2 separate regions of the Homo sapiens genome follow, and region 2 is linked to region 1. A link is an interaction called in ENCODE POLR2A ChIA-PET data of the cell type or tissue named here. Cell type or tissue: PC-9. All regions are shown on one strand. Each heading gives the region's core, and the rest is flanking DNA. Links, peaks and the distances in the headings are about the cores only.

Region 1 (2,909 bases), core at 301-2,800:
TCAGCTCCTGGCTCACTGTTTTCTTCTCATCACTGCTTCTGTTGTTATTCTCAGTGGCTTCAGCATCCGCACAGACAATTCATCCAACATCTGGGCCTTTCAATTTTCTCAACTCCTCATTTCCAAAAAGATTTGTCTTCTTACATCTCAGCATCCCACTCCTCTGTTCATGCTTTAGACTGTGTCATTAACAAAATAACGCACAACTTCCAAAATCTTGATTTCAAGTTTCCCTTTATCTGCTGACCTCCTCCTGTCATTCCAGTTCTGTTCCCCTCTCTAGCTTCTCCACTTCAGCACTTCCCTGACTCCTCAGGTACCTTCAGTCTCTCGACCCTCTCACTTTTGCATCTTCCATCAACATCCCTCGGGTCCTCATTGCCCTTCCTCCTCACCTCAGGTTCTAAGGCTTCTAATTGTAATCACTGCCTTAACCCCGTTGATTCTGTCTCTCTCTGTTCTCAACCCAGTTAATCCACCATTTCACCTATAGTAACTTGCCAGTTAAATCCACTGTTCTGCACCTGCACTTGGATAGCTGAATCTGGCTGGAGAAAAATGCATAGCTTTGTTGACTTGTCTCACTTTAAATCTATAACCACAGACCCCAAAAGGGACCCTTGGCAATACCTGGCGGTTCTGTGTTTCCCTGGTTGATTCATTTACCAGTTCTTTCAGATAATTATTTCACAATTTGTCTTCTCTCCTCAAAGCTCAGTACATCTTTCCACGTTCTCCCTTTTCCTGAGAAGTTTACTCACTGAGAAGTTCAGGACTTCGAGACCAGCCTGGCCAACATAGTGAAACCCCATCTCTACTAAAAATATATTTAAAAAATTAGCTGGGCATGGTTGTGTGCGCCTGTAATCCCAGCTACTTGGGAGGCTGAAGCAGGAAAATTGCTTGAACCCAGGAGGCAGAGGTTGCAGGGAGCTGAGATTGCACCACTGCACTCCAGCCTGGGCAACAGAGGGAGACTGTCTCAAAGGAAAAAAAAAAAAAAGGAAACGAAAATAGGAGCAATCAGGAAACTTGTATGTGCTCCCTCCCCGAAATCAGCAGTCTTCTGTTATGCAAATGATACGTCACTGCCCCTAAGGCCAACCCTTCACTGGTGCCCTGGATCCCATCCCCTCTCACCCACTGCACTCCAGTCTGGGTGACCGACAGAGCGAGACTCCGTCTCAAAAAAAAAGACTTTCCTCTTGAAATTACTCCTCTCTTTCTTGTGTCCTCAAATTTTCCTTCTCCACTGTATCGTTCTTACCAGCTTACAACTGATACCTCTTTTTTTTTTTTTGAGACAGAGTCTCACTTTGTTGCCCAGGCTAGAGTGCAATGGCGTGATTACAGTTCACTGCAGCCTCTACCTCCTACGCTCAAGTGATCCTTCCACCTCAGCCTTCTGAGTAGCTGGGACTACAGGCATGTGCCACCATGTCTGGCTAATTTTTTAATTTTTTTGTAGAGACAGGGCCTCTGTACGTGTGCGTGCATGTAATTAGGTAAGCAAAGATACTGTGTGCCAGTGGGAGTATGGGCTTGTATCAGATGATGCTGTTGGGTTCTTGTGTATGTTCTGTGCTTTTCTGGTCTAATTTCCCCAAGACAGGACTGGACCCAGAGCTGGCTTCCAGGAGATTCACAGACCATCACAGCTGGAAGGAGGCCAAGAGAAAACACAGTCCCCATTCCTCACTTCACATATATGGAAACTGAGGCCTAATTTTTAAATGTTTTTGTAGAGGCAGGGCCTCATTATATTGCCCATGCTGGTCTTGAACTCCTAGGCTTAAGTGATCCTCCTGCCCTGGCCTCCCAAAGTGTTGGGATTACAGGCATGAGCCACTATGCCCAGCCCAATCCTTTATTGATGGAAATTTTTCTTATGTCCATTTCTTCCTTCTTGCAAATATCTGTTTGTATACCTACATACTGGTGGAAAAATAACAACATAAGGTAAATGTTTGGCAGTAGAAATATTAGGTTAAGTGGCATGTTCATTTTTAATTTGTTTTTGAGAAAGGATCTTGCTCTTTCACCCAGGCTGGAGTGCAGTGGCATGATCTCGGGTCACTGCAACCTCTGCCTCCCAGGTTCAAGCGATTTTCCTGGCTCAGCCTCCCTGAGTAGCTGGGACTACAGGCTTGTGCCACCACGCCTGGCTAATTTTTGTATTTTTAGTAGAGACGAGGTTTCGCCATGTTGGCCAGGCTGGTCTCGCACTCCTGACTTCAGATGATCTGCCTGCCTCGGCCTCCCAAAGTGCTGGGATTACAGGGGTGAGCCACCGAGACCAGCTTTCATTTTTAATTTTTGTGATTACCAATTTGCCTCCTAAAAAAGTTGTACCAGTTTATATGGCTACCCACACTTCATGCGATGCCTGTGTACTTGTCCAAACTGGGTGTTATTGAGCTTTTACTTTTTGCTAATCTATGATGTGAAAATGATATCTTTTTCTGATTTACGCTTATATAATTCTGAGTGAAATGGAACTTCAATTTTTTTTTTTTTTAATTTTTTTGAGACGAGGTCTCACTCTGTCACCCAGGCTGGGCTGGAGTGCAGTGGTGTGATCTCGGCTCACTGCAACCTCCACCTCTTGGGTTCGAGCGATTCTTGAACCGTGCATCACCATGCCTGGCTGATTTTTGCATTTTTAGTAGAGATGGGGTTTCTTTCTTTCTTTCTTTCTTTTTTTTTTTGAGCAGCAGCAAGATTTATTGCAAAGAGCGAAAGAACAAAGCTTCCACAGTGTGAGAGACCCGAGCGGGTTGCCCGAGATGGGGTTTCATCACGTTGGCCAGGCTGGTCTTGAACGCCTGACCTCGAGTTATCCACCCGCCTTGGCCTCCCAAAGTTCTGGGATTACAGGCATGAGCCACCATGCCCAGCCAGTAACATTT
Region 2 (2,909 bases), core at 188-2,687, 75 kb before region 1:
AGTCAAGCAGGTTTTTGCCACCACCTCCCCTGTTCCTGGTAGAATGCAGTCTGGGAGCAGGCATGGGACGTGGTCTCATCTTCCTCCAGAGCGTCCTCTCCTGTCTTTGTGCAACACCAAATTCATCCGCATCCCGACCCTTCATCTTGGTGGTAAACACCTCGCCTGGAATCTTACTTGCGTTCCAACCCAAAGAGATTAAATCTTCCTGGACCGCATTCTTTTTTTTTTTTTAAATGGTTAATTTATTTATTTTTATAGCTCCTGCAATTTAATTAAAAAATTGACTTTCAGTCTGCAAAACTGGGCTCTGCTTAATTAGATTCCACGGATCTGTCCTGAAAGGTATAAATCTTTTTTAAAAATAATTATTACTAAATATACTGCTGTGATAAATGACTCAAACCCTTTGACGTAGAGAAAAGAGCGGGTGAGGGAGGAGGTTATTTGTCTGTTTCTGTCAGCTCCATTTTTGTTCCAGGCCGTGGCCTTGTTCGGGGCTGGCTGGGCGGGGGTTCCCTCTGCACAGCCTCCAGCTGGCCCTTCCACCCGCCTGCTGAGCTGCCTTCTCAGCCCGCCCCACTCTTCCAGGGGCGTTACGTGGGCTGATGAGATAATGTATGTGAAAGCCTTTGTCAACTGCAAGGCACAATCGAATGCCAATTATTATTGTTATTCTTACCATACTCTGGGGAAACCCTGTGGCCCTCACCCCTCCCAAACGTACTAGGCGGGACAGCCCGGGAAACTGAGAGGCTAGACTGCCCCTCCCATGTGGGCGGAGGTTCCTGGCACAAGACGGTCTCCCCGGCCTGTGGGGAGGGCTTTATTGCTACCCTCCTGGTGCCCCCTTAGGAATGGCTTTCCCAGTTCTTCCTGGCTTCAGGGGCCTTCCTCCGGAAGGAAATCTCCTTAGTTCCAGTGAAAGTTCTCGGGCCGCTGAAATCATCGACTCCTTAGGCCCCTCCTCACCTCCGCCGCACAGCCCCTTCCCCTCCCGGTGCCCGCAGTGGAGCCAGGCTGCCTCGGAAGGATCTGACCGGCAATTTCCTAGAATTGTGCTTCTGGAGCTCCTCAGTCGTCCACTCCCTGCCCCTCTTCCCCACCTCATTTAAGGCTCCTCTCCCCAGAGCCCAAGTCCCCGTAGCTGTCCCAGCTCCACCCTGATCTAACTTCCTAGGCCTCACAGCTCTCTTTATCATAGCCAGTCTCTTCAGGGGCTGTCTGCTCCCCTTGTGGGGAGGAACTGGGGCATGGGAGGCTACAGGGCCACCGGGGCCCATCAGGAAGTTCAGTAGCTGTGGTTGACAGGACAACCACTCTTGGTTAGGCCTTCCCAGTGCTGTTCATCCCCGGCTTGGCTGGTGAGAGGACTGGACCATGTCTGCTCCCTCTCCCGATAAATTGAGCCTGACTGGTGCCAAAAAGGGTGGGCGGGAAGCACAAAACAAGAGTCACTGGACAGGAGGGGAGCAATTTATCCTTTCTTTATCCCAAACTGCCAGCCGTGTACCAGGGAGCAGTGCCACGCCAGACCTCCAAGCTCCCAGTGGCCACCCTACGTCCAGGTCCCACAGGGTGGACTCCAGGAAGAGGCCTGGGAGGTCAGGGGAGAGGCCTGCCTGCACTTGATGGATGGTCCTGAAGAAATGTCTGGCACTTTCCTCCCCCATGAGGGCGGTGGAGCTGCAGCCACCTCTCCCCCGCATTCCTGCCTGCCTGCCTGCCTGGGAAGGAGGGGTGAGGGGTGGGTCCAGCAGGGAAACCAGGGCTCCTGGCCCAGCTGAGAGGCATTTTGCAAACTATGACTCAACATTTGTCTACACTGACATGGGGAATGGAGGAGCACGTGGACAATCCCCAAATTTCACCTGGGTTGAAAGGCATCCATATGTTCCCACCCGACCCCCACTTCCTCCCCAGCTCCCAGGCCTCTCCATTCAGTCCATACTAATTATCTGATTCCTACTGTATGCCAGCCATTGAGTAACATAACAGTTCTCAAGGTGTGGTCCGCAAATCCTGGGAGTCCCAAATATTTTTTCAGGGCATAGATGAGGTCAAACGATTTTCATAATAATTCTAATACGTTATTTGCCTTTTTGACAGAGTTGACACATTGCATCGAAGTGCAAAAGCAATGGGGGTAAAACTGCTGTGGCTTTACATAAATCAAGGCAGTGGCACCCAATTAGTATTGCATGCATTCTTCACCACTGCACACTGAAAAGGCTGGTTTCACATAAGAATGTTCTTGATAAAGCAGTCAACAATTATTAACATGTAATAGGCTTATTATTGTTATCTTACATGAGTTAATAAATAAGGATTTGTCGGGCCGGGCACGGTGGCTCACGCCTATAATCCCAGCACTTTGGGAGGCCGAGGCGGGTGGATCATGAGGTCAGGAGATCGAGACCATCCTGGCTAACAAGGTGAAACCCCGTCTCTACTAAAAATACAAAAAATTAGCCGGGCGCGGTGGCGGGCGCCTGTAGTCCCAGCTACTCAGGAGGCTGAGGCAGGAGAATGGCGTGAACCCGGGAAGCGGAGCTTGCAGTGAGCCGAGATTGCGCCACTGCAGTCCGCAGTCCGGCCTGGGCGACAGAGCGAGACTCCGTCTCAAAAAAAAAAAAAAAAAAAAAAAATAAATAAATAAATAAATAAATAAGGATTTGTGGCTGGGCGCGGTGGCTCACGCCTGTAATCCCAGCACTTTGGGAGGCTGAGATGGGCGGATCACGAGATCAGGAGATCGAGACCATCCTAGCTAACATGGTGAAACCCCGTCTCAACTAAAAATACAAAAAAATTAGCCGGGCACGGTGGCGGGCGCCTGTAGTCCCAGCTACTCGGGAGGCTGAGGCAGGAGAATGGGGTGAACCCAGGAGGTGGAGCTTGCAGTGAGC

Evidence for each region. Peaks named below come from ENCODE experiments on the same cell type or tissue, not always from the same donor. Only the 100,000 strongest peaks of a DNase experiment are listed, where the experiment ranks them.
Region 2: POLR2A ChIA-PET joins it to region 1 with 12 read pairs; 8 of 35 experiments call an interaction of 5 or more read pairs at or near these places.

The regions. Positions count from the first base shown.
Region 1 is chr1:153,621,481-153,624,389 of GRCh38, reverse strand. All of the region lies in intron 2 of S100A13 (S100 calcium binding protein A13), which reads left to right. Among named protein-coding and RNA genes, the nearest start is that of S100A13, 4.6 kb to the left of the region's middle. In PC-9, for the core only: no CTCF peak of the experiment used is centred there; no DNase peak of the experiment used is centred there.
Region 2 is chr1:153,696,203-153,699,111 of GRCh38, reverse strand. It overlaps the pseudogene GEMIN2P1. Among named protein-coding and RNA genes, the nearest start is that of MIR8083, 7.9 kb to the right of the region's middle. In PC-9, for the core only: no CTCF peak of the experiment used is centred there; a DNase peak (open chromatin) is centred at 1,711; H3K27ac peaks cover 926 bases.